Regions from separate parts of the Mus musculus genome. Here region 1 is linked to region 2. Evidence: chromatin loops called from intact Hi-C (ENCODE). Cell type or tissue: left cerebral cortex. All regions are shown on one strand. Each heading gives the region's core, and the rest is flanking DNA. Links, peaks and the distances in the headings are about the cores only.

Region 1 (15,704 bases), core at 1-8,000, 120 kb after region 2:
CTGAGCGCTTCCCTTCCTGCTCCCCTGAGGTGCCAACTATAATCGTTGTAATCCACATTGCCTGTTTACTCGTGCGGCCTCTCCTCTACTGGTGGATACCCTTCTGGGATGGGGACCTTGATGTTATTTCGCCACGCAGCCAAGTACCTGGTACTAGCAGGATTAAATAAATATTTAATGGATTTAACAATGGCTGTGGAGTGTGAGCCAAGATTTTAACATAGGGCAAGACTTAGATAAGAACAGAACCGAAGGCTGGATTTTCCAGGCATACCCAAGGACTTCAACCAGGTGACCGAAAGCTGCAGGAAACCTAAAGTCACAGATCTCAGTGTAATAATTTTCTGCTGTGTCACCATTAGCCTAGTGCCAGGACTCCAAGGCTGGCCTTCATGAATACACTTAGGAAAGAATAATAACAACAATAATAGTATTTATTTTCATGTGTATGAGTGGTTTGCCTGCATGTACGTACGTATAGCACATGCATGCCCTGTACCCTCAGAGGTCAGAAGAGGTCAGATTCCCCAGCAACTAGAGTTACAAGATGGTTGTGAGCCACTGCGTGGGTGCTGGAACCAAAGCCAGGTAGGTCCTTGGCTAGAGTAGCACACACTCTTAACCACTGAGTCATCTCTCCATCCTCAAGAGTCCTCGTTCACAGGCCTGTGTTCAACCCCTAAACCCTGGCTACTTTAATCTCAGAATCATCTCCTGGGCCACTGAAGCTCTGTGTCTAGATAGTTCCGTGTTCACACAGACAATGGCTCATTTAAAAATACATTTTCACACTGTCTTCATTTATATGGCACACAAGTAAGTGTGCATGCATGAGAGGATATTTTGTGGAACTCGGTTTTCTCCTCTCATTGGATGAGTTACTGGGATGGCACTCACTTCACCCACTGAGCCATCTCTGGACCCCACAATACAGTTTTCAGCAAACATATGCACACTCTGGACACCCTGAGACACCCCCAATTCCTGTACTTCATTTGAATGTCAGTGTCTCTCCTTAAATAAGAGTTTTGCATTTATCAGCCAAGTCCCCCAAGGAAGAAGCTATAGCCTTCCTACTTCACACTGCCCAGAGGAATAGATACACAGGCACACTGGTGAGCAGCAATGAAGAGTTTCCCTCACAAGCCAGAACACAGAGCACAGTCCTGAAACTGAGATAAGAAACTTTTTAAAAAGATTTTCTTTTGATTGATGTGTGTGTGTGTGTGTGTGTGTGTGTGTGTGTGTGTGTGTGTGTGTGTCTGTGTGTGTGTGTGCATCTGTAAACGTAGGTATGTGGATGCGTGCAGACTCTTGCATGTGGTGACCATGGAGAAGAGGGCATGAGATCCTCTGGAGCTGGGGTTTGTGAGCTGCCTGACACAGGTGAAGGAAACCAAAGTCGGTTTCTCTGGGAGAGCAGAAAGCACGGGCAAAACTGCTCAGCCATCTCTCCAACCCCAGTAAGAAAGTTCCTCATGCGGAGAATCCCAGACACTGAGGGCAATCACAGAAATGCAGTTTCCTAGAAGTTACAAACAAGAACATGAAATCTTTTTATATTTAATCTTTGTTTTACATATTCTCTTTACATCTCACTCGCTGTCCCCCCTCCCAGTCATCACCCCCCACACACACACACACACAATCCTTCCTCTCTCCCCCTCCCCTTCTCCTCTGAGTGGGCTTCCTCCTGGATATTCCCCACCCCCTGACACTTAAAGTCTCTGTGAAGCTGGGCACCTCCTTTCCCACTGAGGCCAGACAAGGCAATCCAGCCAGAGAGCTTATCCCACATACAGGCAACAGCTTTTGGGATAGCCCCTTTCCAGTTAGGAACATGAAATCTTAAGACACTGGGAAAGGGCTTCAAAGACAAACCTCCTGCCACAGTTTGCCCCCAAATCGCACTATTGATGGCTTGGGATTTTTCCCCAGGCTGAAAGCAAGTGATTTGGGGTATCGTATGATTAACATTTTTACCAAGTTGCTCAAACTGACCCAGTTGGTCAGGCTGACCCAGGATCTCAGAGAAACCAAGTGTTCCTCATGATTTTTCATCCATCTCATGATAATCCGAGTTCATTTATGGAATGAAGTAAAATCTATCATGTCTGGAGTGCTCTTTTTTCCTTTTTTCATAAATTAAAACCAGGATTCCTTTGGGGGCTGAATAGATGGCACTGAGGTTAAAAGAAATGCTTGGAACTCCAGCTTCAGGGGACCCAAGACCCTCTTCTGACCTTGGTGGACACGTACACTCATGTACACACACCCACACATGAACAGGCAACACACACACATACACACTGTAAAGTACTAAGTCTCTTCTAAAAACCAGAGTAACTTTTACAAAAACCCTGTAGTTTGGGGACGGACGTGGATGCAGCCAGAGGCTTAATGACAACAGCTCCTCCCCGCACAACTGCCCTTCACCAATCCATGTATTTCTGTCTGGGTCAGGGATGGGGGGGGGGTGGCTGGGGGGAGGGGAGGAAAGCCCACTCTATTCTATATTATTGTAAAATAGATTATTATGCAAAAGAAAATGCAATTACTATAGGTTCTAGTAGTAATTAGAGACGTCAATGCAAAATGAACTCCTCCTATGGAAATTCAGCAACAAATTCATCCGGCTTCTGGATGAAAGAATTCGCTCTTGTGCCTGCCCCTGCCAGGGTCCCTTGGACTTCTGACCTTGACTCAATATCTGATACTTCTACCAAGTTCCTGATTCTCAAGGTTTTGCAACTGATGAGAAGGCAGTAGTAGTCAGAACCTAAGAGTTAGGATGAGGGCGAACCCTGTGAGTAATGCAAACAGCCAGGGCCAACTTCCTCATTGTCAAAGGAATGCAAACAGAAGAGGCGCAGGTACAGGTAGCTCTAGTATGAAAAGAAAGAAAGATAGGAAGGACAGAAACTGCTCTAAGAAGACAGGAACATTTTGTTTTGTTTTGCATTTTCGAGTCGGGAGTTTTACTGGGTAACCCAGGCTGACTTGGTACTCTCTCCCCGTGGCCTAGGCAGGTCTCTAACTCGGAGCAATCTTCCTGCCTGTTTCCCTGGCACTGGAAATACAAGCATGCACCTCGAGACCCAGCAAAGGAAGGGAAACTAAACTGGGGAAACTCAAAGGAAACAGATTAGTAAGGAGAGCAGTGGGTCTTACTCCAACCTGTCCTGCCTGAATCCATTCAAACCATTACATCCTACACAGGGGACATAGCCTGAGGCACCGAAGGAAATAAGGCAAGACTACATACACCTCAGGAAGACTTTTCTTGACCTCAGTACGGAGGCCAGAAGACAGGACAGACCCTCCAGCATACTACAAACTCTACCACTGAATTGCACTCCAGCTGTCTTTGGCAAAATTCCTACCAGGTTACTGTTGCCAGTTTTACCTCTAATGTAGCAGGCAACTCCTGAACAGTTCCAAAGAAGTCCCCACAGCCCTTTTCCTCCCAGGGCCCGCCCTACTCATCAGTTTCGCACAGCAGGGATGGATGAGAACTGAGTAAGGCCCTCTGAGAAGCATCTCAACACTGTGGCGAAAGGATCACCAGTTCTAGCCCAGCCTAGACAAAATAAGAGACTTCGATGCCAGCCTGAACTTCAGAGTGAGTGCCAAGACAGTCAGGGCCAGATGCTGTCTCAACAAACGGAATAAAAAAGTCATCACCATATACTATACTATAGACCTACGCATCTGGTTAGTCAGGCTTTTTACTTTTTGTTTGGTTTTGTTTGAGAGTTGAGGCTTCTCCTCAGCATCCTAGACAGAGAAGACGGGAACTCGCTGCAATTTCCCTGCCCCGGGCTCTGAAGACCTGGATTAAAGGCGTGATCCACCACACCCAGCTGGATCAGACTTACTCTTAAAGTAGGATCGCCTAAATTTAAAAATCACAAAGACTTTTATCTACACTGGTGGGGGAAATGCTGGGTTCATGGATCACACCACTAAATAATTCGATCACAGAGCAAAACTTAAAAGTTCAGTCCAACTTGCTAGCTTAGGTGGACGTATAGTTTTCACGCAGAAAAAGCAGCCAACTCAGAGAAAAAAGAAAAAAAAGGGAAGAAAAAGCTCTCGCACGTGTAGGGTTCATAGCCATAAACTAGGCTCTGAGCGAATCCAGGTCGCAATCCTGTTCCCAGACAGAGGGTCTGGGTAGCGGGTGGGACGCTGTTACCTGATCCAGCGGGATGCCCAGGAGCTGGCTGAGCGGGTGCAGGCAGGTGGAGCCGGTGGTACGGTAAGAGAGGCTGGCGGGCGGCCGTGCTGCCATCCTGCATCTTCAGGGTGCTCTGTCGCCCGGGAGCTGCACACTGGCCACCTTGAGGGCTCCTGAGGACCTCGCGGGAACCTGGCGCCGACTCCAGGGCGCGGACCTGGCGCTGCGGGACCCCGCGCCTGGGAGGGCAGGGCCCCCACGTTCTGCTTCCCGCTCCGCACCGCCCGCCGCCCATTGGCCAGCAGCCGGGGACGCCCCGGAGGAGGAGCCGGGCAGAGATGGGCGCGGATCCCCGGGAGCCCGGCCCGGGGCAGGAGACCGGGAGACGCCCAGTCTGTTCCCCAGTTCGCCGCCCTCCCCGGGCGCGCAGCGGGCCCGATCCGGGTTCCTCCGAAGCCGTCTCACCCTCCTCCCAGGCAGCTGGGGTGTCCTGTGCTCCAGTTTCAGGCCCGGCTCCTGCTGCTACTCCGGAAGCCAGAAGAGACCTAAGAGCTAACCAACACCGCTCATTTTGCTTACATTTTAAAGATTTATTTATTTGCAGTTTAGAGGCAGGGTCTCCTGTAGCCCAGACTTTCCCTAAACTCCCAAATACTGAAATTACAGGTGTGCACAAACATAAAACTCCACTCCAGATTATTATTCTCCTTCGCGTCTCCTTCTCCTCCTTCCCTGTGTCTTTGATTGTGTTCTGAATTCCTGGTGCTCCCTGTCTGGTTGTCTCTTCTTTCTCTCTTCTCTCTTCTCTCTTCTCTCTTCTCTCTTCTCTCTTCTTTCTCTCTTCTCTCTTCTCTCTCTTCTCTCTCTCTTCTCTCTCTCTTCTCTCTCTTCTCTCTCTCTTCTCTCTCTCTTCTCTCTCTCTTCTCTCTCTCCTCTCTCTCTTTCCTCTCTCTCTCTCTCTCTCTCTCTCTCTCTCTCTCTCTCTCTCTCTCATATGTTTTTTACTTTACATGTATGTATGTACTTGTGAGTAGATGCCACTGGAGACCGGAAGAGTCCATGGAGTTTCAGGAGATTGTGAGCCACCATGTGGGTGCTGGAAATAGAACTCCGGCCCTCTGCAGCAAGAGAGATTGCTCTCAGGTCCTGAGCCATCTCTCCAGCACCCAAGGTTGTCATTCTTTACCTTCTCTGGTCAAGCCACAGTTTCTAGCACCCTAATCCACTATCTCTGCTTCCTTCTGTGACTTGTCTCATTTTCATCTGGGCCGTTTCTCTCCAGTAAGCTTCTGTTTACTGTTTACTACCCACGTGATGACGGGTCTTTCACTTGCTGAAACAGCTCTGTATCTCTGTTTCTTGAGAAATCCTTTTCAACTCACTAACAGACATTTTAAAACATCACAGAGACCCTTCTAGCACTTTACCAGTCTCTGCTGCATCTAACCTGATGTCAAAGTAGCTGCTCACATTGGAAGTCTGAGAAACACCCAGGGACCTACTGAAGAGAAAGGAAGCCAGGAACCAAGAGATCCCTCTGGACACACAAACACCTTTTAAAAGATTGTGTGTGTGTGTGTGTGTGTGTGTGAGAGAGAGAGAGAGAGAGAGAGAGAGAGAGAGAGTGTGTGTGTGTGTGTGCCTGTAGAGGCTAGAAGGGAGAGTCAGAGCTGTAGTTACAGGCAGTACTGAGCAGTTCATCCACGTCCTGTGTGCTGGCATCTGAAGTCCAGTCCTCTGGGAGAGCTGCAAACATTCTTAACCACCCTTAACCACTGAGCCATCTTGTCAGCCCCTGCAGCCCTTTGCTTAGGTTGTGGGGTGACTTTCTATAGGTGTGGGAAGTAATTGAACATGAAGAGAGGAGAAGATCCACACTGACGGCAAAGCAACTTCTCAGCATCTTTACAAGATGGTGGATAACGATGAACTGGAGATGTAGCCATGTGCCTGTGAGCTTACAGGAGCTACTGTACTATTCATGCAGCCAAAGACTATGGAGTAAACCAGTGCTTTGTCCTCGGGAGAGATGTGAGCAGAACACTGGGGCATGGGCATGCCCTCCACCTCCAGTGTCCCTGCCACATCTGTGCCCCTCCAACTTCCATGTACCATGTGCCAGCTTCAGGACTGTGGCATCTCTGCTCCGCTTAGGAAGTCTCAGTGGCCCCCATCACCCATGTTTCATCATCATGGAGGGGTCTTCTAGCACCCTGGAGCGAGCCTTGAAACATGAGTCCTCCATAGGCGCTTCCATGCCTGCTTCCTGCTTTTGGCCCAGGAAAGCCCAAGCCGTGCTCTGTGCCCATCCAGACCTGCAATGAAAACAACAGAAACACTGTTGCTTTCTGAAGAACTGCAGAATCTTACAGATTCATGACTGATAGCTCTTTTCTCCACCTAGGATGAGAGTAAACTGTGCAAATAGAGAAACATCAGCCCTGTAAGTCCCTCAAACCACACACCTGCAGTCCTCCCTATGTGCGAGGTGGAGGACACAGGATCGTTTGAGCCTGAAGTTGGTGACCTGCTTAAGAAATGTCCTGAGACTCCATTAAAAATAATAATATGGGCTGGTGAGATGGCTAAGTGGGTAAGAGCACTGACTGCTTTTCTGAAGGTCTTGAGTTCAAATCCCAGCAACCACATGGTGGCTCACAACCACCTGCAATGAGATCTGACGCCCTCTTCTGGTACGTCTGAAGTCAGCTACAGTGTACTTATGTATAATAATAAATAAATCAATAATAATAATAATAATACACACCCTTTCCAGGAAACACTAAATGTTAGCTGATAAAGAAAGAGGCTTTTAGGACCACGGGGCACTGGGCTAATGTGTAGAAAGCCAAGGAAAAAGGAGCTTTGTGGGCCCAGGCGAAGCATCTGGAAGCTGCCAAAGATTTGCTAGCAGAAATATCCAACCAGAGATGTAGTCAATGACTTTAGATAGATTTTATGAATGTGGATTCAGGTTTCAAATTAAATGGATGCCCAATATACACCTGCAAGAACGTCTTCCCAGAGACATAGGTTTTCCTGTTGACATTTAGCAATACCATTCCTAGAAAGCTACAGCCAACACTAAATGGGTAGGCCACAGGTTTTAGACTCATGTCCTCTGCCAAGGAATAATGGGAAAAGTCTACACTATGCTTCTGCCAAGCAGATTCACAGCACATGCACACACATACATGTACTCTTAAGTGTACATGCATACATATAAACACACATATATACACATGCATACACACAGAGAGACACACACAGGAATATGCTTGAGACTAATGAGACTAGTCAGAGTCACCAAGCATCAACCCTGGTAGATAACCAACCTGAAATAATACGAATCTTAAGTGAGGTAAGCGCTTAAGTGGAATCTGAAAATCAGATAGGGGCTACAAGCATTTATTTAAAAATGAAAAGGGAGGCATGCAATCCTAGCTACTGGGAAGGATCATCCAGCAGGGTGATCCTTGAACCCAGATGTCTGGAGACAGCTTAGGATACACCTAGACTTTAGTTAAAGAAAGGGAAAGAACCCCTTAGGAGTGGACAGAAGTAGACCATGGCTCAGTGTTCTCAAGTAAATGTTTTCCATAAATAAAGTTAGGTAGGTTTCTTGGATTTGTAGAAATTGTCCTCTGGCAAGAAAGGTGGCTCAGTCATTCAGAGTGTTTGCTGCACTTCCCCAGGACCCAAAGACCTGAGTTTGTTTCTCAGCACCCAGGTCAGTGGTTCACAACTGCCTGTCGCTCCAGCTCCAGGGAACTTCACTCTTCTGGCCTCTAAGGACACTCGCACTTAAAATCATAAACAACCCAACCTGCTTCTTTAAAAGGAGGAGGAAGTAGAAAAGGTAGGGGGAGATCAACATGAAAATGAATGTTATCTACCACAGCACATCAAGATAAAAACTAACAGTCAGGTACATACAGCTCTGATCAAGATTGTAGCCTGTTCAGGAAGAGTATACACTACTGTTGTTGGAGGGACCACACCAGTGGCACCGGACTGTAATCCCAACATCCAGTGGGTTAAGACAGAAGAGGATCATGAGTTCTAGGCAACATGGGTCTACAGAGCAAGTCCCACTGTTTTCCCTCCTATCCATCCTCTCCCCCCGACCTCCCCCAACACACACAGAAATAACTCCAGTCTCACACTTGTCCTACTGAGTAATCAAAGAACAACAGAGTTTAAGGCCGTCTTCAAAGTCTTCAAAGATGCAAACCCCTAAGAGAACAACGAAAACTATCATCATACCCTGTGTCAAGCTAAGACACTTGCCTCTTAGAATGTCTACATAATGGTAGCACAGAGCCACGGAGCATTTATATGTTTGGGATTTTTTTTTTTGGCTTTTTGGTTCTTGTTTTGTTTTCTTTTGTTTTGTATTTTGATCCTCTCAACGACTCAAGGATGGTTGCACTTCTATTACTATTACATTTCTGTCTATTGTTAAGAATACCAAGTTACTGGTGACTTGCAGATGTCTCCAGACTTATTCAGCTAGTACATGGCAAAGGTGCAAATAAAACCCATGATCCCGTTCTACTTTTAATTAGCTAGAGGTCTTTTTATTATGCTAGGAGTCCACCTTCAGGAAAGAGCAGAAACTGTTTGCCTGTGATGTTAAACTGGAGAACTGATCTGGAGAGAGTGGAGACCCCCCCACCCACCAGGGAGCATTGTCTTTGGGCTTTGAGTGGTTTCAATACTACCCACAAAGCTGCAAGGAACTTCAATTTTGCAATCCAGGCTCCAGTTTTGAGTTTTAGCTCAACTGATAGGTGTGTGTTTGGACTTATGTTATTATCTACCAGCCAAGCATGGCTTTCCAGCCTGGAGATCAAAGATGACACCATTTTTCTGTTTTCACGTGTTCAAAAAAAATGAAGAAACTGATAAAACCAAAAACGATTCAATGTGCTACTATCACACTTACCACATTTATTTTCTCCTTAAGGATTTTTGCATGTCTGCAGTTGAGATATATCAATATCAGTTATCTCAATGAGCTAGCCTCTGACACCCAGGAGATACTGATAAATCCAAAGACAACAGAATCTATAATAAGGTCAAGAGACTCAGTCAATGAAAGAAAGAAAATTCAAGACTTCAAAGCCCTAGCCAGAAAGTTTATTCAAGGTCCATGACTCATGCGGCTTGCTAGTTAGGAGGGCTTTTTGGGCTTAGAGCAAAGAACAAAGGCTGTAAAGTCATCACAGAACCAACTAGCCATAAAGATAGGGAAGACATACAAGAATGTCCGGACTGGCCCGGCGGTGCCCTTCTGACCTAAGTTAAATGTTAACCAGATGCTCTGCTGTTACCTCGATCTGCATGTACAGTCTGCTGATGTTTAAATGAACCAATCATGTGAAACCGCCAATTCCTCCCCCAGCCCCAGACCTTTTCTATAAAAACCCCTAGCTTTCAAGCCTCGTGGTCGAATCCACTGTCTCCTGCATGAGATACGTTTCGATCTGGAGCTCTGCTATTAAACTACCTCGTGTATTTACATCAAGACGGTCTGTTCATGTTTCTTTGGGTGCACGCGGAATCGGGAATTGAGTGGGGGTTTTCCCACTAGGTTCTTTCATCATGAGAAATGGCAGAGGCAAAGTGAAAGCCAGATGCAGAGACCAAGCCTGATTTAAAAAAAAAAAAACACTCCTAATTATGTTTTAAAATACAATTTTGTGTATCCTGGTAGTAATCATTTGAGACCAAATGTCCTGTCAAAGGCAGGTAATGAAATCCCTCCATCCTGAAGGGCTGCCATCCATATACTTTTGTCCAGTGTGGTGGTATAGACCTTCAATGCCAGCACTAGGAAAGATAGAACAGGGAGAATTGAAGTACAAGGCCAGCCTGGGCTACACAGAGATATGCTATCTGAAAAAGGAGGAGAGGGAGGGAAGGGAAGGGAAGGGAAGGGAAGGGAAGGGAAGGGAAGGGAAGGGAAGGGAAGGGAAGGGAAGGGAAGGGAAGGGAAGGGAAGGGAAGGGAAGGGAAGGGGAGGGGAAGGGAAGGGAAGGGGAAGGGAAGGGAAGGGGAAGAGGAGGGGGAAAGGGAGGGGAGAGGAATGAAGGGGAGGGGAGGGGAAGGGAAATGGGAAGAGGAGGGGGATAGGGAGGAGAGGGAAAGGGAGGGAAGGGGAGAGGAGGGGAGGGGAGGGGAGGAAAGGGGAGGGGAGGGGAGGAGAGGGGAGGAGAAGAGAGCTGGGAAGGTGTGTGTTGATAAAGTGCTTGCCTTGCAAACCCAAGGATCTGAGTTCCCAAAACCCACAGAAAATAAGCTGGGCATGCTTGCAATGCCACCACTGAGGATGCAGGGACAGGCAGAATTTCCAGACTAACGAGACACCTTGTCTCAAAAAGAGTAAAGGGGAACAGCACCTGAGAAACAACACTTGAGAGTGTTCTCTGGTTTCCATATGCACGTGCGAACACACACACACACTCTCTCTCTCTCTCTCTCACACACACACACACACACACACACACACACACACATACACACACACACACACACACACACACACACACACACACACACACACACACACCTAAGATGAAGACCTATCATGTCTGGAATGAGAACTGAAGGAAAGGTTATATAAAATAACACAGCAGGAAATGACTGTACATTATTAACCCTGCTTAGTTGGTATTCACCCTTGGTGATCTCTTTTTTAATGTAATTAATGTGTATGGATATCTTACCTACATGTGTATCTAGGTACCACATGCATGCCTGTTGCTTGCAAGGTCATAAGAGGGCACTGTCTTCCCTGAAACTGGAGTTACAAATGGTTGTAGCCACCATATGGGTGCTGGGAATCAAACCCAGGTCCTCTGGAAGAGCAGTCAGTGTTCTTAACCACTGAACCACTTCGCCAGCCCTCAGAATTAATGTCTGTTATTTTTAGTCTTTGAGGAAAGAGATGTTTTTCATGATTTCTCATACTTAAGTAGAGCTAGTGACCATAACTTAGTTATCATTACTAAGATGGTTATTGTTGTGGAGGAAAACCCAGCCTTCAGTCCAGGGAGACTTGGCAAGTTTCTCTTGCACTAACTGGCCCAGGGAGGTCAGTACTCAAAACAACATCTTTTCTCTCTGTTGTCACCTGTGCTTTCCATTGTCACCTCTGCTCTCCGTTATCTTCATCAGAGCCTCATCAGACGGTTTCCCTCAGTCTTGTCACCACCTGCCTGCTCTTTTGGGTCTGGGGAACCCTACAGATTACCACAGAGTTGCAAGCATTGGCAGTGCACACAGTGGGTTATTGAAGAAAGTGTTCCATCTCAACATTAACTCCACCCTGACCTGTGTCACACATACCCTGTTGCTTTGCTGGGGTCTCAGATAATTTTTATTGTAAAAAAAATAATAATCCTATAAATAATAAAGCATCATTAAAGTTAAGGATTCAGAATCTAGAGATAGAAACTGATAAAGCTAGCATCTGAGGTAGGCTATGGGGAAGGGTTGGTGGGTTTTTTGTTCATTGTTTGTTTTGTTTTATTTTTACTGTTTTTGAGGGGGCATTGTTGTTGGGTTTGTTGTTGTTGTTGTTGTTTAAAGGAAGGGTTCACACAGGGTCTTGATATATGCCCCAGGCTAACAATGAACTATTTATAATCCCCCTGCCTCAGACTTCCAAATTGCTATGATTACAAGCATGAACCACCACTCATGGCCTAGGTTCAGCTTCAAAAAGCATCTTGATTTCTACTAGCAAACATCCCTGAAGCTTTGGGGTATCCTAAGATGCTTGAACCTGACATATTCCATCCTTCCTGCCTTCCCAGCCCTTCAGGGGTGTTGGCGGTGAAACCACTGTTATCTTCACCATCACAGAGCTCTGTAGAATAAGCCCTTCCAACCCAGGCTGTGCTCTTAAGAGTATTCAGAGTCACCTTTGGCTCTTAGATTTCACTCTATTCTTCATTCCCTGCTCAGCAACCTCATTCCCCAGAGCCAGTGTTAGGACCAAGCATAGCAGGGTTGTGGCAGAAATCATTGGATGCTTCCTGGCAATCAGCACAGCCAACCAGACTCATGACTATCTCTTCTATTGTTCACTAAAAGCCTCATGACCTAACTCATTGTTCTATGCCTATATGTGGTCAGTCAGCACATTAGACTGGCCAGTGCAGACACTGCATGTTTATGGACTGGCGTTCATATACCCCAACCCCTGGCTCTTTTCATGTGCACCTAACATACCCATATCATTTTTTAAAGATTGATTGATTGATTGATTGATTGATTATATGTAAGTACACTGTAGCTGTCTTCAGACACTCAAGAAGAGGGCATCAGATCCTGTTACAGATGGTTGTGAGCCACCACGTGGTTTCTGGGATTTGAACTCAGGACCTTTGGAAGAGCAGTCAGACCTCTTCATTTCTTGTGTCTGTTTCCAAGAAGAGTCTTCAAAATGATCCAACCGCAGCCTTGTCTGCATGACTTGCTTCCTGATGCACATCCCACCTCTCACACTTGGAGAATGGCACCTCCTTTCGTGAACACTGATTCTATACCCAGCAAATACCTATTTTAAGAGGCTATGGCTTGTTTTTGTTGTTGATTGCTTGGTTGGTTGGTTTTGGTGGGTTTGTTTGTTTGTTTGTTTGTTTGTTTGTTTGTTTTTGAGGTGAGGTCTTACAGTGTAGCCCAATCCAACCTGGAACCCACTGTATAGATCAGGCCAGCCTCCAACTCACAGAACTGCCTTTCTCCATGTGCTGAGTAATGGGATTAAAGGCTTGTGCCACTAAGCATGGCAGGGCTATGGTTTGTAAAGCTCTGTTGTCTGGGCCACAGATACACCGAAAGCAGCCCCTACCCTACAAAATCCATCCCTTCATGCCATCTCCACACATCCAATGCATCACTTAAAACCAGTGCTACTTACTAGACAGTGATAAATACATAGAAAAAAGAAAAATTACAGCAGGGCAGAGGGGTTAGTGGATTACATAGGTCAATGCAGAAGTAGCCCTAACTAGCCACCAAAGGATAAGAGATAGCTCATTCTAGACCTACATATGAGTGATCACCACCTACCAAAACAGATTCCAGTCAGCCCATGTACCCTGTGCTAAGTTTCATGAAGGTTTTACAGTTTTTATAATTGTACAACAGGAGAAAGTCATGGATCAAAGCACTTCTTTAAAAACGGTGGTAGAACCCTCAGGCCAGCAGCCAATAACTAAGTGAATAAAGGTCTGCTCGGGCCTCTGATCCTATTATATGACATTCTGATGAAACCCAGTGGTCTATTAAGTTCCTATGTCCCAAAAGGTGTCACATGACAGTCATGAAGGTGTTAGATCTGACGTAGAGGGGGACAATGAGTGGCTATGACTGGGGTACAGCTGGCCAAGGACAAGTTGGTTCAACTTCAAGACCACATTGATTGCAGCATTTCAACTCTCCACAGCAATGTCATTCATAGTCAGCCTTGGGGCATCTTTAATGTAGGCTGGGCTTTTTTTCCCTGTGAACTTCAACTCACATATACATACCAGTGTTTAGCAGAGGAGTTCCGACTGCTCCCAGAGAACAAGACCTGTAGGGAGTAAATGACTAACCAAGCAGATTTCTCTTTCTTTTCTCAGTATATGAGACAGCTGGTAATGTAGTCACATCGGTCCATGATTGGGAGGCTGAGAAAGGGGACGTTGTCACTCAGCTGGCTTTCTCCTTTGCCCTTTCTGACTGCTGTGACAAAATGCTGGCCAAAAGCAACCAAAGAAGGAAGTGTTTCTTTTGGTTTACAGTTCTAAGTTACAGTCCATGATGGTGAGGAAGGCTGGTGGTAGGAGCTCAGAGCAGCTAGTTACACTGTACATACGGTCAGAGAGAAGAGCGCTGGGACTCAACTCACTTTCTTCTACTTAGTCAATCTTGGGCTCCAGCCCCTGGGTTTTCCACAGTTAGGAGTTATTTTCTCCACCTTAGTTAACCCAGCCTAGAAATTCTCTCACAGACATACTCAGAGATTTCTTTCCTATGTGGCTCTAGATCCTGTCTAGTTGACAACAATATTAACCATTTCAGCTACTTCGTGAAAGAAAATAGCTATAGAAAAAAAAAAAAGCAGAGACTATAAGCTGTGTGTCTGGAACTGTCTAACTTGTTATGACTGTTGCCATCGTGGCTATTAACTTTCCATTTTGCATGTCACATGGCCCTGTTGTGTGTCACAAACCCTTTAGGTTAACACTATTAAGCAGTCAGCCTGGCATAGTGTGCTGGCTACTGATGACTGGACAGTTTGTTAATGGACCTTGAAAATGCTCTAGGGTTTTAGAAAAGTCAGGCACATTCCAACTAGTTTTGACCCACATCTGTCTAACTCAGCATATAGACCACTTTCTCCTGACTTGGAGTTCTGGGACCCATGACTTGGTTCTGGACACAGGTCCCTCATAAAATTGACTTGTGTGATCCTGGATCTACGATCATTGTCTTTGGCCCTTTGACATTCTCTGTGTTTAGTGGCAGGCTCTCATACCCAAAGACAGGGTCCTCTTTAAACATCACTTCCTTAAGTAAGTCACAGCAACAATGGTGGGGGAAGAAAGTGTGGTCATAATGGTTCCTCTTCACTGTCCACTTGGCTGGATTTGAATCACCTAGGAAACACACCTCTAGTGTACCTGTGTATTCCCAGACAGCCTGGGGAGAGATGATCCGTCCTGAATGTGGGCGGCATTACCCCATGGGTTCAAGACTGAACTAAAAGAAGAAAGTGAGTTGCCCACCAGTGTTTGTCTCTCTCTGCTTCCCAGTGCTAGGTACAGCATGACCAGCTGCCTCTATCTCCATCCTTCCGCATCACAACAAACTCTAACATCAAGCTGGGAACCAAAACACTCCCTTCCTTTCTCAAGTGTCTCCTGTCAACTATTTTGTCAAAGAAAAATACTTGAGACTGCTCAGTGGATAGAAAGCTTACTACCTAAGCCTAGTGTCCTAAGTTCTGTCCCCAGAAGCTACAGAAAAAAAACACAGCTCCAACCATAGTCTCTATGGTTTAGGGATTGGTCGTTGACCATCTTTAATATTGAATTCTTCTGTGAAGGTTTCTTTCTCACGTGGTCTCCTGCCTTCCCCCCTTTCAGCTGACAAGATTGCCTAACACTCTGTCGCAGTTTGATTTCTGGGGTCGGGATAAAATTCTGATCCATAGCAACTTATGGGATAAAAGGATTTTCTTCATCCAACCTGTTACAGTCTGCCAATGAAGGAAGGCAAGGCAGGAATCTGAGCAGGAATGTAAAGGCAGACTGCTCAGTGTTCCACACAGAATTACTCTGTAGTGCACCACAGAGCTCACTTCATAGCTAAAGAACTACCTTGGGAACCATAGACGCTGCTTGCTAACTGAATCATGGACTGGCTTACACCTAACTTCCTGGCATAGTCCAAGGCCACCCACACTGGGCTGGATCCTCCTACATGAATTAACAACCAAGACACTCCCTATCTGCCCCACAAG
Region 2 (16,316 bases), core at 3,225-11,224:
CCACGTTTACCGCCTCTATCCAACACAGAACTGGAAGTCTTGGCCAGGGTAATTCATCAAGAGAAAGGAATCAATGGTGCCAGATGAGAAAGGGAGAGGGTACAGTGCCCCATCGCCAATGTGAATTTACATTTAAATTTACGTTTAATAACTTTAATTTTAATATAATTTAATAATTTAAATTTTAATTTAATAAACTTTACTAAATGTATCTAAATTTACATTAATAAATTTAAATTGAGAGAATCTTAAAGACTCCATAAGACAACCCACCATAACGGAACTATCCTATAAAGTTATAGGGTTATGAGAACACATGAAAGTCAGTAGCGTGTCCACATTCACATGTGAAGGCCTTTTGAGAAACTGATCAGGGCAATAAACACATTTACAAGAGCAACTGTGAAAGATAAAATGTTTAGAAATAAATTTAGCTTGGGGCAGGGGTAGGGCCAAAGAGATAGCTCAGAGGCTAAGAGTATATAGCTCTCGTAGAAGATCCAAATGCAGTTCCCAGCACCCATGCCAATTGGCTCACAACCACCTATAACTCTAGTTCCAGGGGAATCCCATTTCTCTGGCCTCTGGCAATACCTGCATTCACATGTATAATACACACACCTTCACATAATCAAAAATAATATAAATAAATATATATTAAAAGTTTAACTCAGGAATTGAAAGGCTTGTATGCTGAAAACCACAAAACACTTGAAAGAAAAATCTAGGAGACAATAAATGAGACATTCCATGTTCACAACTTGGAAGAAGTAATATTCAAATACCCATAATGCCCAACATGATCTATAGACTTGATATAACTATTAAGAAAGTTCAAATGACATTTCCCATAGAACTAGAAAATGAAAATTTTATCATTCATTTGAAACCTCAAAAAAATATTTAAGGTAATCTTAAGAGAAAAAAAAAAAAGAAAGAAAGAAAATAGCCAGAGACATCACACTTTCAGACTTCAAAATAATCTATAGAGCTATAATAATCAAAATGGCATGGCATGCAGTGATGTAGAAACAGAGAGGAGGAGGGGAGGGGAGGGGGAAGGGGAGGGGAGGGGAGGGGAGGGGGGGGGGAAGGGGAGGGGAGGGGGAGAGGGAAGGAACCAGAATGCACAGTTTCCGTGCTCTCCGAATTCTTGCTTGATTTTTTTCTCTGACTTCCCTCAGTGATGGATTGTTGTGGAGAACAGATGAAGTCCAGGGGGGCTGTGTATTATTAACATGGACACGGTCATATCAAAGACCCCAATGCCTCGGACCCATGTGAGTGGCAAGGTCTTCCCAGGGTCAGGCTTAGCGGAACCACAAAGCCAGCTCAGGGTGTGGATGTGGATAGTGGGGGGGGGGGGGGCGTCAGCTGTGGCTTCCTCCTCCCTCCCCAGGACTGCAACCTGAGACTCCCTACAAAGATGCCCTACTTAGATTAACTCACCTGTCTCCTCGTGGTTGCTGCTGTAAATAACAAATGCCTGGAGTTTCCAAGAAGCTGCTGCTGAGTCTCCAACAGCTCACAAGCCCGCCCAAGGCACTGGATCCCAGCTTCACTGCCTCCGTGTCTGTTGTTTCCCCCATCTGCCCAGTTAGGTCAGTCCCTATGCTATAGACCACAGTGGACTAGGACTTGCATGTGAGCCAAGAAACACTTCTGCCCCTAAGCAGACTCACATCCCTCACCTTAGCTAAGAGCGGCCCTGCCATGGTGAGCCAAAAGAAATCCTTCCTCCCCTCTTAGTTAATTCTCTGTTTTTTTGCTAGAACACCAGAATCAAGGCAACTTGAGAAGAGTTTATTTCCAGTTCAGAGGGATGAGAGTTGATTATGGCAAGGAAACACGGCGACATGCAGCATGTACTAGAACAGGCACACGGAGGCTAGAGCAAGAAGCCGAGAGCTCACGCCCTCAAATGCAAGCACGAGGAAAAGAGAGCAAACCGGAAGTTGCTGAATCATTTTACTCTCAAAAGTAGCCCCCACTTCCGTGAGGTACTTCCTCCATCGAATCTGCCCCACCCAAACCTCCCCCAAACAGCGCCCCCTGCTGAAGACCTCATGTTTAAGTGCCTGAAGACCGTGGTGAACATTCCCAGTGCAAAACCTCCCTGCCTGAAGTTGCTTCTTGCCAGGCATTTGATGAGCAATAAGGAAATTAAACCAGCACCTGCATTTCCTCTACATTGTCCATAAAACTACATAGAATATCCTATTAGGGCCTTTATACCATATGCATCCCCTAAAGTTGCTTCTCCGTTTTTATTCTTCATACTCTACATTTGTTTTCTTTCCTACAACTTCAAAAACCGGGCTTCCTTACTCTTGTCTCTGTTTCTGATGTTTTCTTAAGCAACTGCCTCCATCCTCCCAAATGCGTACTGAATGGCCCCAAACTTTTATCCTTATGCTGTGGAACTACAAATCTCGTCCACTTCAGCAACTCACTTAAACTCTTGGCAGCAGCTTATTTAGATCATACCAAATTAAATCCAATGACAGTCCCTGTCCGCCTGCATCACTGCCCTCCCTGATCGGTGAAGGAATGGCCATTACCCAGCAGCCCTGGCTCATTCTCAACTTCTATTTCGTGTCTTGGATAATTCTGGATCCATCACTTGTCTCCATGCCTGCTGTCAACAAACAAGTTGTCACACATATTCTCTGGTCCTCTCTCTAACCACTTCTCTCTCTACACCCTGAACAATCTCTCTTTTTATAAAATTTGAGGCAATTTGACTTGAATAAAACTGGAAAAGGTGCATTACAAAGCTCTTTCATGGTGATATCAAATGATAATATCAAGTGGTAGTTTTTTCATAATTTTTATTATTCGATTCATCTTTCTATTTTATAATATACAAAACATTTATATATAAATATATATATACTATATATAAAACATTTTCTATTTGAAAGTGAGTTCCACACAAAATGCCTTCCTTGCACCTAGATATTTTATTATGTTCAGACAAGTTGTTATTTTTGATAACCACAATATAATAAGCAAAATCACAGAATAAAGATTTATGTAAAAATCTAATTATAGGACTGTTACAAAATTTTCCAGTTATCCTACCATTCATTTCCCTTGATTAAAAAAAAAAACAAAAACAAAAAACCAAGTCTGTGTCCAGGATCTAAGCCAGATTACACGCTGCCCTGTCACTCTCAGTCCCCACAACCTGAAACAGCTCCTCCAGTCTCTGTAATCTTTTCTAATTGGATTTTCTGTGTGTGAGGCACAGGTCCTGTATTTGCAGAGTGCACTTACTGCTCATTGTGCTTTGTGTGTTCTCAACGTCTGATCCAGATCATGCATTGGTGGCCTGCTATCCCAGAGACTGTGTTTTATTCTTCTCTATGACTACCGAGGAAAGCCCGTGTTTATACATTGTCACTGACGGTGGCAACCCTGACCACTGATAGGGCATCTGCTAAATTCAAAGACTCAAAAAACCCAGGACCTCCTAGCAGTCCTTCCTGTTAGAGGAAAGAGAAGGTCATCAGAGCGTTCTCCTGTCCCCAAGTAAAGCTGCGTGTGGTCACATTCTGGGTGTACAAGGTCTTGACGGTGCTCGAGGAGACTAGACAGAAGGTTGACGAAGGCGTGCGCTCCAGTGACTTGTCTTTACTGAGTTACGACCTTCCCCATGATGCCCCTGGAGGGAAGCCCAGCAAGCACAGCGGTTCAGCAATCAAGGCTTGGGTGCACCAGCTATGGTGATCTCTGTCCCTGACACAGGAAAGCTGCTGCCCTGGGGCTCCCTACACTGCTCTCTGGTACTCCACCGTCTCTGCTCCTTGGCAGGTGTTCGGCTTTTATAACCCCAGGGGCAGGGGGTTGACACGATGGTAATTTACCAATTAATTTATGCCATATGAGCTTCTTCTGTCTCACATCCCCATTCTAGATCCTTCCTGGCACCGTTTCTCAAACAAAGCATTGTAACTCATCGCTGAATGTTCAGCATGGTGTCGGTGTAACAAAGAAACGCAGTTCAGAAAGTGCATGGCCTTTCTGTTTCTCGGCAGAGACTATGCCACGTTCAAAGATTACCAAAGCCAAGAGTCAATCCTAAATATACGATTCATTCAGATTAATAGGACAAGAGGAAAATTTTTATATAACTTCTGAAATGGATACAAATTTGGCACTATCAGAATGGGGCCCAAGAAGGAGGCTGAAGCTTCAGGTCCTGATACCATCATCTGCTACAAGTATGTCCACAGGAAAACCATGCCCCGGTTTAAAGAGGAAGATAAGTAGCTAGTTCCAGAAACTGGAGCTATGGCTCAGCAGCTATGGCCCTGGCCCCTGCTGTCTGTGGCAGGCAGGAGTGCTGGCTCTCCCCACACTGTCTGAGCAGCGTAGCAGGAGAGCTGAGGCAGTGCTGGAGAGCTTGTCTTAGTGACTTGGGTGCAGGAGAGCTGCCTCAGATAGTGTGAGCACTGCAGAGCTGGTGGGCTGACCAGCTCAGCTACCAACCAGGCCCAGATCCAGGGGTTGAGTTATTCCACCCCATCTATGAACTGTGGGAGTCCATGAAAGGGCTGGTCCTGCAGATCTCCATGACACATGATGACACCAAGATATCCCAGGGGAGTCCCAGTGAGGATCCAGTATTGACAGTGTAGCAGAAGCCAGAGGCCTCACATGAGACCAATGATTCACTGCAATGAACATTTGCAAGTCAATCTGTTTGGGCAAAGGGGTATATACTGTGTGACAGGCCGTGACACATCGCAGCTTCCACAGTGAGATTTTTTTAATTATTTTTTTTTCTTTTGTGAGGGAGATCTCAAGGGTAGAGTGCAGAGATGGAGAGATGAGGAGATGTGTGGGATTGGGGTGCATAATGTAAAAAAAAAAATCAATTTAAAAGTTAAAAATATAAAGCCTACCTACCACTCTTGCAGGAGACTTGAGTTAACATCCCAGCACCTGAGTAGGACAGCTCACAACCGCTTGTAAGTCCACACGATCCGACGCCCTCTTCTGGCCTCTACCACCACTGCATTCAGGTGCACATGCTCACACCGGCACACGCAGACATGCACATTTTAAAAATAATAAAAGTAACTCTCTGTAAAATACTTGGTCCCAGGCTGGAGAGGTGGTACAGAGGTCAAGAGCACTGGCTACTCTTCCAGAGGTTCTGAGTTCAAATCCCAGCAACCACATGGAATACTGAGCATCTATCCTGAGATCTGGTGTCCTCTTCTGGCCTGCAGGGATATACACATAAACAGAACAGTTGTGTGTGTGTGTGTGTGTGTGTGTGTGTGTGTGTGTGTGTGTGTGTAATAAATCTTTATTTTAAAAAACAAACTTGGTTCCTCTAATTCTAATTGTGTGGGAACCAATGAGAAGAGCGTGTGGGAAACTGAGCCAAGTTGTAAATTACAAATAAAACGTGTCTGACTCTGGAAATCAGTCTGGCGGTTCCTCAGAAAATTGGACATAGTACTACCGGAGGATCCAGCAATACCTCTCCTGGGCATATATCCAGAAGATGCCCCAACTGGTAAGAAGGACACATGCTCCACTATGTTCATAGCAGCCTTATTTATAATAGCCAGAAGCTGGAAAGAACCCAGATGCCCCTCAACAGAGGAATGGATACAGAAAATGTGGTACATTTACACAATGGAATACTACTCAGCTATTAAAAAAAATGAATTTATGAAATTCCTAGGCAAATGGATGGATCTGGAGGGCATCATCCTGAGTGAGGTAACACATTCACAAAGGAACTCACACAATATGTACTCACTGATAAGTGGATATTAGCCCAGAAACTTAGGATACCCAAGATATAAGATACAACTTGCCAAACGCATGAAATTCAAGAAGAACGAAGACCAAAGTGTGGACACTCTACCCTTTCTTAGAAATGGGAACAAAACACCCATAGAAGGAGTTACAGAGACAAAAGTTGGAGCTGTGATGAAAGGATAGACCATCTAGTGATTGCCATATGCAGGGATCCATCCCATAATCAGCTTCCAAATGCTGACACCATTGCATACACTAGCAAGATTTTGCTGAAAGGACCCAGATATAGCTGTCTCTTGTGAGACTATGCCGGGACTAGCAAACACAGAAGTGGATGCTCACAGTCAGCTATTGGATGGACCACAGGGCCCCCAATGGAGGAGCTAGAGAAAGTACCCAAGGAACTAAAGGGATCTGCAACCCTATAGGTGGAACAACAATATGAACTAACCAGTACCTGGGAGCTCTTGTCTTTAGCTGCATATGTATCAAAAGATGGCCTAGTCGGCCATCACTGCAAAGAGAGGCCCATTGGACTTGCAAACTTTATATGCCCCAGTACAGGGGAACACCAGGGCCAAAAAGGGGCAGTGGGTGGGTAGGGGATTGGGGGGGTGGGTATGGGGGACCTTTGGGATAGCATTGAAAATGTAAACGAGGAAAATACCTAATAAAAAAATAAAAAAATAAATAAAACGTGTCTGAAATGGAATGTGTGAACTGAAGTCCCCAGAATAAAAGCTGCACCTGTACTCAGAAGCCACTCTGCTGACTAGGCTAGGTAGAGCATGCAGGCTGAGCAGGGTTGGGATGTTGCAGAGACAAAATTATCTTGGGCTCTCTCTGGCCTCTGTAACAGCCCCTGTTTGCCCACGGATGCACCTGACCTTACATCCTGTGACGAGCAGATGAAACCTTTGGAAAGCTGCTCACTCCCATGAGCCCCTGTGCTAAGAATGTCATTATACACCGTCTTGGAGCCCACAGCAGATTCCCAGTCGGTCATAAGCCGCCTGCCTGATGTTCCCGTCATGCATTCGGGAAGCGCCTTCATTTATGATTGTCGTCTATCACCGAGGCCTCCCACAGTAGAACGTGCTACCTGGCCAAACGGAAACCTGATTCCAGAATGCAGTCACTCCGTTTAGCTTCACACTGCCTCTTTTATTTGCTTTGAGGCGAGAGCTGTGCTTTGCCATCAACAGAAGCTGCTCTTCTCCTTGGGGAACTGGATTGTTGGGGCAGGCAGGGGTCAGGGTGGGGTTAGAAATCTTATCCCGAGGAAGGAACAAGATGAAGTGAAGGATAACATGGCAAGACCAGTCGCCTTCTACCACTCTACGCTAATGAGCACAGCTCAGCTCACAGATTCTACCTGGGTTCTAATGTTTTGTTGAGAAACGAAGGAGACAGGAAGAGGAAGGGAGAGAGCCAAGTTAAGCCACAGCTTGGCTGAGCCTGGTGACCCCAGGCAGGAACACACGGGTGTCTGTGCTGTCATAAGTAAGCCGGATGCTATTTATTGCGGACCTCTAACAGATCACCGTAAAGATTACATTTTCCTGGAATCAGTTTCTTTCTTGGTTCAGAAATGTACCCAAGCCACCAGGACCAGCACACTGAATTGTCAGCAAAGGAACTATGAAAAGCCTGCATTTCCCTCCAGAAACCAGTCACCCAAAATGAATTACCTAGAAAACATACCGCTTTCCACAAAGTTGCAGACCCAAATAAGTGAGCTAGCACTAACAACCACAGACTGGGGAGGGCCCTCCTGGAAGGAAGAGGCTCGGAGTGGGACACAAAGTAACAAATTATAAAAGGATAAAACACAAGCAACTTGTGGCCATCTTACCTCTCCCTCTTACAGGTCAGAACAACAGAATCTCATGATGTATTTAAACTATACAATCACTGCAGAAATCTTTGAATCAGTTCCTCAAACTATCTCATTTAACCCTCACATGAGTTACTGACTCACCTAACAGGAAGGGTACAGAGAGGCTGTTCAAGTTCTCCAAGGTCACACAGCAAACTCAAAGCATAAACCTTAACCTGTAGCTGGTGCCACCTCCAGTGCGTCTGGTATTTTAGGTCTACCCACCATCCTGTTTTTATTTGTAACTAACGAAGGAAGAGGCGACTGGGGGGGGGGTCATCATTTTTTCAGCATTTCACTAGCAGTTACAGTTCAAAAGGGGCAGCAGAGAGGTTAAAGAGTGTCCAAGCCATAAAGGAACGCTGGGCTGGCAATTCAACAAGAGCCATCGAAATTACTGCAAATGGCCACAAGAGGTCGCTACTTCACACCGCTTCAGAGAAATCGCATTCAAGCAATGATTGGTAGCTGGCCTGTGCTGAGATAGGTCATAAGCAGGAGAGGTACTCTGGGATTGCTTCCTCTCAAACCTACACTGCAAGGTGTAGATTTTAAGTTAGGCTGAGGGCCAGCCAAGGGGATGGCTCAGAAGGATAGAAGTGCTTTCCTTTAAAAAAGACTTGTTTTGGGAGCTGGAGAGGTGGCTCAGGGGTCAGGAGTGTTTGCTATTCTTGCCAAAGAGCTGGATTCTGTTCCAAGCACCTGCATGGCGGCTCAAAGCTATCTCTACCTCCAGTTTCAAACCTTCTTCTGGCTTCTTGGGCAAGGTGAACACACGTGGTGCACATGCAGGCAAACATTCATATACATAAAATAAAAATATAAAGATTTACATTCTGTGTGTGTGTGTGTGTGTGTGCACACGCGCGCGCATGCACATACCTTCAGACGCCTGTAAAGGGTTTCTGATCTTCTAAAGCTAGCATTACAGATGGTTGTGAATTACATTGCATGGTGTGAGTGCTAGAAACCAATCCTCTTGAAAGAGCAGCGAGAGTTCTTATCGGTCCAACCATCTCTCCACCCCAAACCCGCAATATACAGAATTCTCCTTACCCAAGTACTCAGAACTCACACAAAGGTAGAAGGAGAGAACCGAGTCTACAGAGTTGTACTCTGATCTCCATACATACTACATGGCACATGCAAGACACCACACACACACACACACACACACACACACACACACACACACTGAAGCTTAGAAGCTAGGAAACCATTAACCATTAACCATTAAGAATCTCTCACTCCTCTTTCCCAGGCCGCTTTGTGAAAGCAAAAGCCAGTGTAGTCCCAAGTGCAGGGGAAACTGAGGCAGGAGCATTCTCGTGCCCAGGAAAGTCAAGGCAGCTGGGGCAACAGGAGCCCCTGTTTCAAATCAAAACTAAGTTTGCCACACCACTGCCCTGGGTCCGCTCTCACACACACTTGGTACTTTGAAGCACTTCCTCCTCACTCCTTGTTGTTGTTCTCCGACAGTAGCTGCTTCGGACTCACAGGAAGCTGATTCAGCAAAGTCCCAAAGGCAGCATGTCTGGGTTTAACTGCTCTCTTCTGGGAATACTATTCGCGCTTTCTGCTGTAATTGAAGACCACACTGCCGCTGTGAGTGTATGTGTCACATGCACGTTAGCCTTTAGAGCCGGCTATGGCCTTTGCTTACCGGTATGGGTGAGGGGTTACCATTAGAACCCAATTTGCATCTGGGGACATAGCTCAGTAGTGGAGTTCCCGTGGCCTGCAGGAAGCCGTGGATTCCATCCCCAGCACCGCATACACTAGCACTATAATCCCAGCACGAAGGAAGTGGAGGCAGGAGGATCAAAAGCTTAAAATCATCCTTGTCCAGGTAAGAGATCGGCCAGGCAACGTTATGTGTGTGTGTCTTTGTCTTCGTAAAGAAAGAAAGGGGTAGGGGGAAGGCCCCCAGTTTGCAAATCACTGTTTCGAGTTCTTAGAAGTGAGGTGTTTTTTTTTTTTTTCATCCAATTTTTTTATTAGATATTTTCTTCATTTATATTTCAAATGCTATCCCGGAAGTCCCTTATACCCTCCCCCCGCCGTGCTTCCCTACCCACCCACTCCCACTTCTTGGCCCTGGCGTTACCCTGTACTGGGGCTTATAAAGTTTGCAAGACCAAGGGGCATCTCTTCCCAATGATGGCCGACTAGGCCATCTTCTGCTACATATGCAGCTAGAAACACGAGCGTACTGGTTAGTTCATATTGTTGTTCCACCTATAGGGTTTTTAAAGGACGGCATTATGTTATGCAGCCCCTCAGAGTTTCCCCTTCAGCTTTGTTGACCAGTGATAAAATATGACCATGAAAATTAATTGTACATACTTTGGACCGCTGGATTCTACTAGTGTCAAAATATGTTTATAGGTTGTCAGTTTAATTTTGTTTTGATCTTTGAGAGAAAGTCGCACTGCATAACCCCAGCTGGCCTTGAATATAAGCTGAAGGTTTGCAATAGGTTATTAGTATTCTCTGCTGAGGCTCTTTTCTCTAATGTTTTTATTGAAACGATGAATTACTAATCATTCTCTCAGCACCTGGTTGGTTTGGAGGTAGTGGATTAAAAGGCCTGCTTTGCCCTGAGGGTCCATTTTCCCTGTACAAATGCACCTGCCTGTTGAGAGAGCAAATAAACAGCCCATTTCTGCTTGGGGCAACTGGATGACTCCGGGAAGCTCCGTCCCCAAGTGGTGATGGCCAGTAAGCTATAGTTAAACAGCGAAGGCTTGTGATTGACTGACCCTGCCAAAAGTCAGCACATAGTAGGCCCACTGAAGCCAGGCAGTTCTTTCAGCAACCTCTGCTTCCACTCTCTATCATGCTCACTGGAGCAGAAATGGATGGGAGATCCCTCGGCATGAGATGTCCCTACAAGCTCGGGGTGTGTCAGACTTCTGTAAAAAGAAATGTGTCTCCAAAGGCACAGACAAAAATAAAAACTAAAATAATAAAATGAAAACCTAGAAGTACGGTAAAATGCTGGCTGGCCTTGAGGCAAACGGTGCTTTAACATCTGTATTTTCTATTTTTTTTTCTAGAATTAATTTTCAATAAATGAACCATTAATCAAGTGCTCAAACATCAGGGAATTATTTCTTGAACCCATGAAAATCTCATTTACACGCTTCACGTGCTGGCCGTGGCCCCATCGCGCCTGTGCTCACTTGTTACACACACAATAACACACAAAATGAATAAAGCTAACTTTAAAAATACTCAGGAAGTTATAGAGTAACATGCAGAAAGGCTTATAATGTGGCATATCTGCCGCAAGCTGACATCCAGATTCCACATGGAGAACTGTCAGAGTGATAACCGCAGAAAACAAAGCAGAGCCAGCGAGCTGAGGGCAGGCTGAGGGGGGAGGATTGTGTTTCCTCTGTAATTTTCCCCCCACAATGATCACGTTGGCAATAAATAAATAATCAATAAATGTATGTCTGGTAAGTGCTGCTTGGTATCTTCCTTAGTTTTAATTGTCAGCATGACACAATCTAGACTCCGCTGCGAGGGGTGTCTCCGTGTCTAGATCAGCTGTTTGGCCAGTGGATCTGCATTATCTTGATTACGCGAATTGGAGTCGGAAGACCCATGCACTGTGGGCGGCGACATTCCCTAGCCAAGGGATCCTTGGCTGTATAGGAGAGAGGTGGGAATGTGAGCTGATGACTAGCGTGTGGGCATTAATTTATTGCTCTCTGCTTCTGACTGTGGATATGGTATAACCAGCTCCTTCCAGCTCCTGTTGCTGTGACTTCCTGGCCATGTGTGAATATAACCTAGGCTGGTGAGAAACTCTGTCCCCAAAAACAAGATGTTGGTGCTGAAGGAAAGGCACCTGCACATACAGGTGTGTGTATACACACACACACACACACACACATACACACAGGTACCAAGTACATATTTAAATATTGGCAAGGAAAAGCTATTTCACACCACAAGGAAAGGAAAGGGTAGTGTCATATGAACTAGAATATACAGGCACATTAAGATTCTCTGTCTGTCTGTCTGTCTGACTGTCTCTCTCTCTCTCTCTCTCTCTCTCTCTCTCGCTCTCTCTCTCTCTCTCTCTCCCCTCTCTGTCTTCTTCTGAAACAGGCTCTCAATTTTATAGCCCAAACTGACCTCAAACTCAAAGCAATTCTGCTGACTCTTACTAGAAAATCTATTCCTTTACCTAAGCATCCTAACATTGGCCTCCGCCATACCTATCCTGTCATGCCAGGTCTACACTCGGTATGTGTACCAGAGAAATGCACAAGCGTAGCTTATTACCATGGAAACTGAGAAAAGCCTACAGGTCTATAGGGGCTGAAATTTGTTCTCTCCAAACTCATGCAGAAGTCCTACTCCCAATACATGAGAATGTGGCTCTGTTTGTAGATAAGGCTGTCAAAGTGTTACATTGAGATAATTAATGTGGGCTTTAATCAATATGGCCAGCGCTCCAAGAAGTTGGAATTGCAGGGAACTCTGAGAAAGAGGAGACAGAAAAATAAATGTAAGAGCCAGGGGGGAGAGAGAACACGGAAGAAAACAAAACCCTCTAAGTCGACGTGATTGAAACTCATATGAACCTATAGAGACTGAGACAGCACTCAAGGGTCTGCACCTAGATTGTCTGCGTATATATTATGACTTCCAGGTCAGGGTTTTTATGGGATTCCTGGGCATGTAAATAAACGCAATATTCTCTGATCCATGGGCCTTCTCTTGGGCTCTTTCCTTTCTGTAGGTTTGTCCTAACTTTGATGTGATAGTTTTTGTCATATATTATTATATTTTATTTTGCTATATTTTAGTATTATCTCTTAGAAGCCTGTTCTTTTCTAATAAGGGAGAGAAAGGGAGTGGGTCCAGACTGGGAGAGGAGGGTGTTGTGGAGGAACTGGGAGGAGTAGAGGGAAGGAAAATCCTGTAGTCAGGATATTATAGGATATGAGAAAATAATCTATTTTCTACAAAAGAAATAAAGCAAAAAATAAAGTTTGTAGAACCTAAGTAAAAAGAAGTCAGAATTTATCCTATATTATTTTTAAAATAAAAATAAAATAGTGGTTAGAGGAAAACAGAAGTGCAACTAGGGTGCACGAACACTGAGAGGGACGGTCTCTGAGGACACGGGAGGAAGAATGACCACCCTGTGTAAGAGGTCTCAGAAACTAAGCTAGTTAAACCCTCTGACTCTCCCATCTTAGAGGTTTATTGTGCAACAGTTTCATGTAGCCCAAGATGGCCTCAAACTCTCTCTGTAGCTCAGGATGACCCTGAATTTTTGATCCTTCTGCTTCTGCCTCCAGAGGGCTGGGACTACAGACATGTGCCATCATGTCAGGCTTGTGTGATACTGGGGATCAAAGGCAGGGCTTGGTACATGTTAAGTGAGCACTCTACCACCCAGGCTATGTCCCCAACATGGGTTTCCTGCCTCCAGGATTGTGAGGCAATGGATGTTTGTTGCTTATGACACACAGTCTCTGGTATCTGGCAATGGCAGTCCTTGATAAGGCAAAAATGAACAAAAAACTCACCTATGATTGCATAAAAAAATGACACAACATTTCTTCAACAGAACCAGTAGCTACAGGAAGCCATAGATAAAATGTGACCTAAGCAATAGGAAGTCCAGCATATGCCAAACTCTCAGAAACGTAGATTCAGCTCACTGGTCTTAATGTCACTCAAACCCTAGTCACTCGAACAAAAAGCAAAATTCAGCCCAAGTGCTGGGGAGAGAAGGACTCTAAGGGGAAAGACACCAACGGCTTGTTGCCAGTGGCTTGTCACCGGGGCCATCTGTACTGCCCATTTCAGTCTCTAAATGTCACAAAGGTCACATCCCCAACGTCAGCCCAATTCTCTCTCAGCCGGAAAAGTAAAGACACCATCTTGCCACAGTGAGTAAATTCCCTCATTTGTTCCACTAGGGTTGATCTAGAACTGCTTTGAGCCAGGACTTTGCTAGGTATGAAGACAGAAGGGACACTGGACAGCTGCCAGTTAAATGCAAAGAGGCAATTGACATCAAGAGAACCAGAACAGGTGATGTTATTGGGTATCAGTGAGCAGGATTCAAAGGCCACCAAACGGGGACTTCTCGGGGAACATGGTTATGCACAATGTTCTGCGTAGGAAGTAGAGTTGCTGCTTTCTCTTTTGCCCTCTGTGTTCAGTCTTTCCCTGGAACATGATGCTGCTTCAATCTCTGCTTTGCGAGTGCATCCGTCCCCCATCACGAAAGGCCTCTGCTGCTGGAGATAGCTCATGCAGGGACAACTGCAGGCCTGAAAGCAGGGGTGAAAAGAGGCAGGTTAGGAGGGGCTGCCATGGTAGGGGCTTTGTGCTGTATACAGCAGGAGCCAACAGGAGTCATAAATAGTCAGGGGCCTAAGGTGCTGTCCAGGAAGTCCTTGGCAGCAGCAAGGGGAAAAGGTCACTGGTGAGTAGGCAGAAACGCAGTCCTGGCACTTGCTGGCTTTTCCGGAGCAGCCCACAGAGACAGCTGCAATTGGCTGCGGCTGGAAATGCTGAAGGGTCATTTTGTTGGTAACAGCAAAGACAATAGGCAGAAAGTGCAGGGCAAGTGGGCTGATTGCAGCTGTCAACTGCTTACTCTGAATTTTAAAAATCCAAAGTGCTTATCAGCGTGAATCCTCTTTGTCCAGGAACAAAAGGGACCATTAATCCAAAGGCTTGTGTGTATCCAGAATGGATTTTCTCTAGAAAAAAAAAAACAAAAAAACAAAACACTGCTCTATCCTCACTGATGGGCAGAACTCCAGCATGATAAGGCCAGGCATGGAGACCCAGCGGAGACCTAAGGGAATGATACACAAGCCATTCATGCAAGCCCACTGACCCAATACTCCCTTTTAAATGCTGTTTTTAAAAATCAGCATATACTATGGTAGATACCACTAGGAGGTATTTTCTCCCCAACTCTCTATTCCCTTCCCATGGCCCCACCCCCACCCCAGCTCTTTCCACAGTCAATGTCCCATTGTGTCCTCTCCATCCGTCCTCACCAACTCATGCCACCCTCTCTTGGTCTCCTTTCCAGATTTTTAGACTTTAGATAGATTATGTGTATACATTACAGGTTAGGGGCCACGTACGAGGGAGACACAGGACCTCTCTCAATTTGAGACACTTTGTTTAATATTATGCCTTTCCACATCCAGCCATTTTCCTGAAAACCCCATGATTTCATTTTTCCCACATCTGAGTAAAGTCTGTACCAATGCTTTCACTATGCATTCCTGTTGGTGGACATCTAGGCTGGTCTGACACTCTTTCTATTGTAAATGCAGCAGTCATAGGTGTGCAAGTATTTCTGCTGTAAGATGCAGTCCTTTGAGTGTGCCCAAGAGCGGGATAACTGGGTCATATGGTAGATCTATTTTTACTTTTCTGAGGACCCTCCATTCTACACTGATCTCCTGAATATTAATTTGCACACACACACACACACACACACACACACACACACACACACACACATACACACACACCCATCAGTATATAAGGATTCCTCTTTCCCACAGCTGCACTAACAAGTGTTGTCAGATTTCTTGGTGATAGTCTTTCTGACTGGGGTGAAGTGATATCTCAAAATAGTTTTAGTTTGCGTTTCCCCAGGGACTGGGGATGTTGAAAGCATTTGTAAGTACTCACTGGCCGTTTGTTTGTTCTTCTGAGAACCAGACCGTTCCTTTCCCTAGCTCCTTGGTTGATGGGCACTTTTGAATCTTGCCTGTTTCATTTCTGGGGTTCTTTGTAGATTCTGGACATTAGCTTCTGTCTGAAGTCTGGCTGCTGAAGATTTTCTACCCCTCGCTCTGCAGGCTGCTAGCTCTGCTGACGGGTTCTTTTGCTGTGCAGAAACTTTTTAATGTTATGTAGCCCCACCTGGCTCTTGCGGCTAGTGCTTGTGCTATTGCAGTTCTGTTCAGAGAATTCTTGCCCAAACAAGTGTCTTAAAGAGCATTGCCTGGTGGCTTCTGGCAGTTTCAGACTTTTGGCTTTAACTTGATGTCTCTGGTCCACTTCAAGTTGATTTTATGTACAGGGTGAAAGACATGAATGTAGTTTCATCCTTCTACAGGCGGGTTCCAGTTTCACCAGCTCCAACTGCTGACTAGTCTTCCACTGCCTGTTTTTGTTATTTTGTCAAAAAATTAGGTTCCCATAGCTTTATGGTTTATTTTTAGAGCCTGACTTCTGTCTCATAGGTCTACCTCTCTGTTTTAATACCATGATGTCTTTCTCACCGTAGTTCTGTAGCTGAATTTGAGGTCAAACCATAGTACTAATTTTAAAATTGTTATTAATTGAGAGTGTTCTGAGGATTTTATACACGATGTTGTGTTTACATAATTTCCATGCTTCCCTCTCCCCCACCAGCTCCTCCAGAGTGTCTCACCAACACACACACACACACACACACACACACACACACACACACACACACACACACTATTGAGTCCATTTAACATTGCTCATATGTAGATGTGTTTATGGGGGATTGGATGACCTCTCAGGGCAGCTATACTGATTCTCCCTCCCAGCAGCCATGGCCTGTCTGTAGCTCTTCATCTAGGGGTGAGACCTTGTGAGTTCTTCCCATCCA

What was found. Hi-C counts contacts between places; a loop is a spot of excess contacts. Peaks named below come from ENCODE experiments on the same cell type or tissue, not always from the same donor. Only the 100,000 strongest peaks of a DNase experiment are listed, where the experiment ranks them.
Region 1: it touches region 2 in a loop (3-fold over the local background); 2 of 42 quality-filtered maps call a loop at or near these places.

The regions. Positions count from the first base shown.
Region 1 is chr13:30,125,257-30,140,960 of GRCm38, reverse strand. It overlaps Mboat1 (membrane bound O-acyltransferase domain containing 1), which reads right to left and starts at 4,471. Exons shown (of 13, transcript NM_153546.4): 1 at 4,199-4,471. The coding sequence starts at 4,294. In left cerebral cortex, for the core only: a CTCF peak has its summit at 4,535; DNase peaks (open chromatin) are centred at 4,288 and 4,532; H3K4me3 peaks cover 1,092 bases.
Region 2 is chr13:30,251,884-30,268,199 of GRCm38, reverse strand. No RefSeq gene overlaps it. Among named protein-coding and RNA genes, the nearest start is that of Gm40863, 25 kb to the right of the region's middle. In left cerebral cortex, for the core only: CTCF peaks have their summits at 5,005 (motif pointing left) and 8,072 (motif pointing right); DNase peaks (open chromatin) are centred at 8,096, 8,655 and 9,171.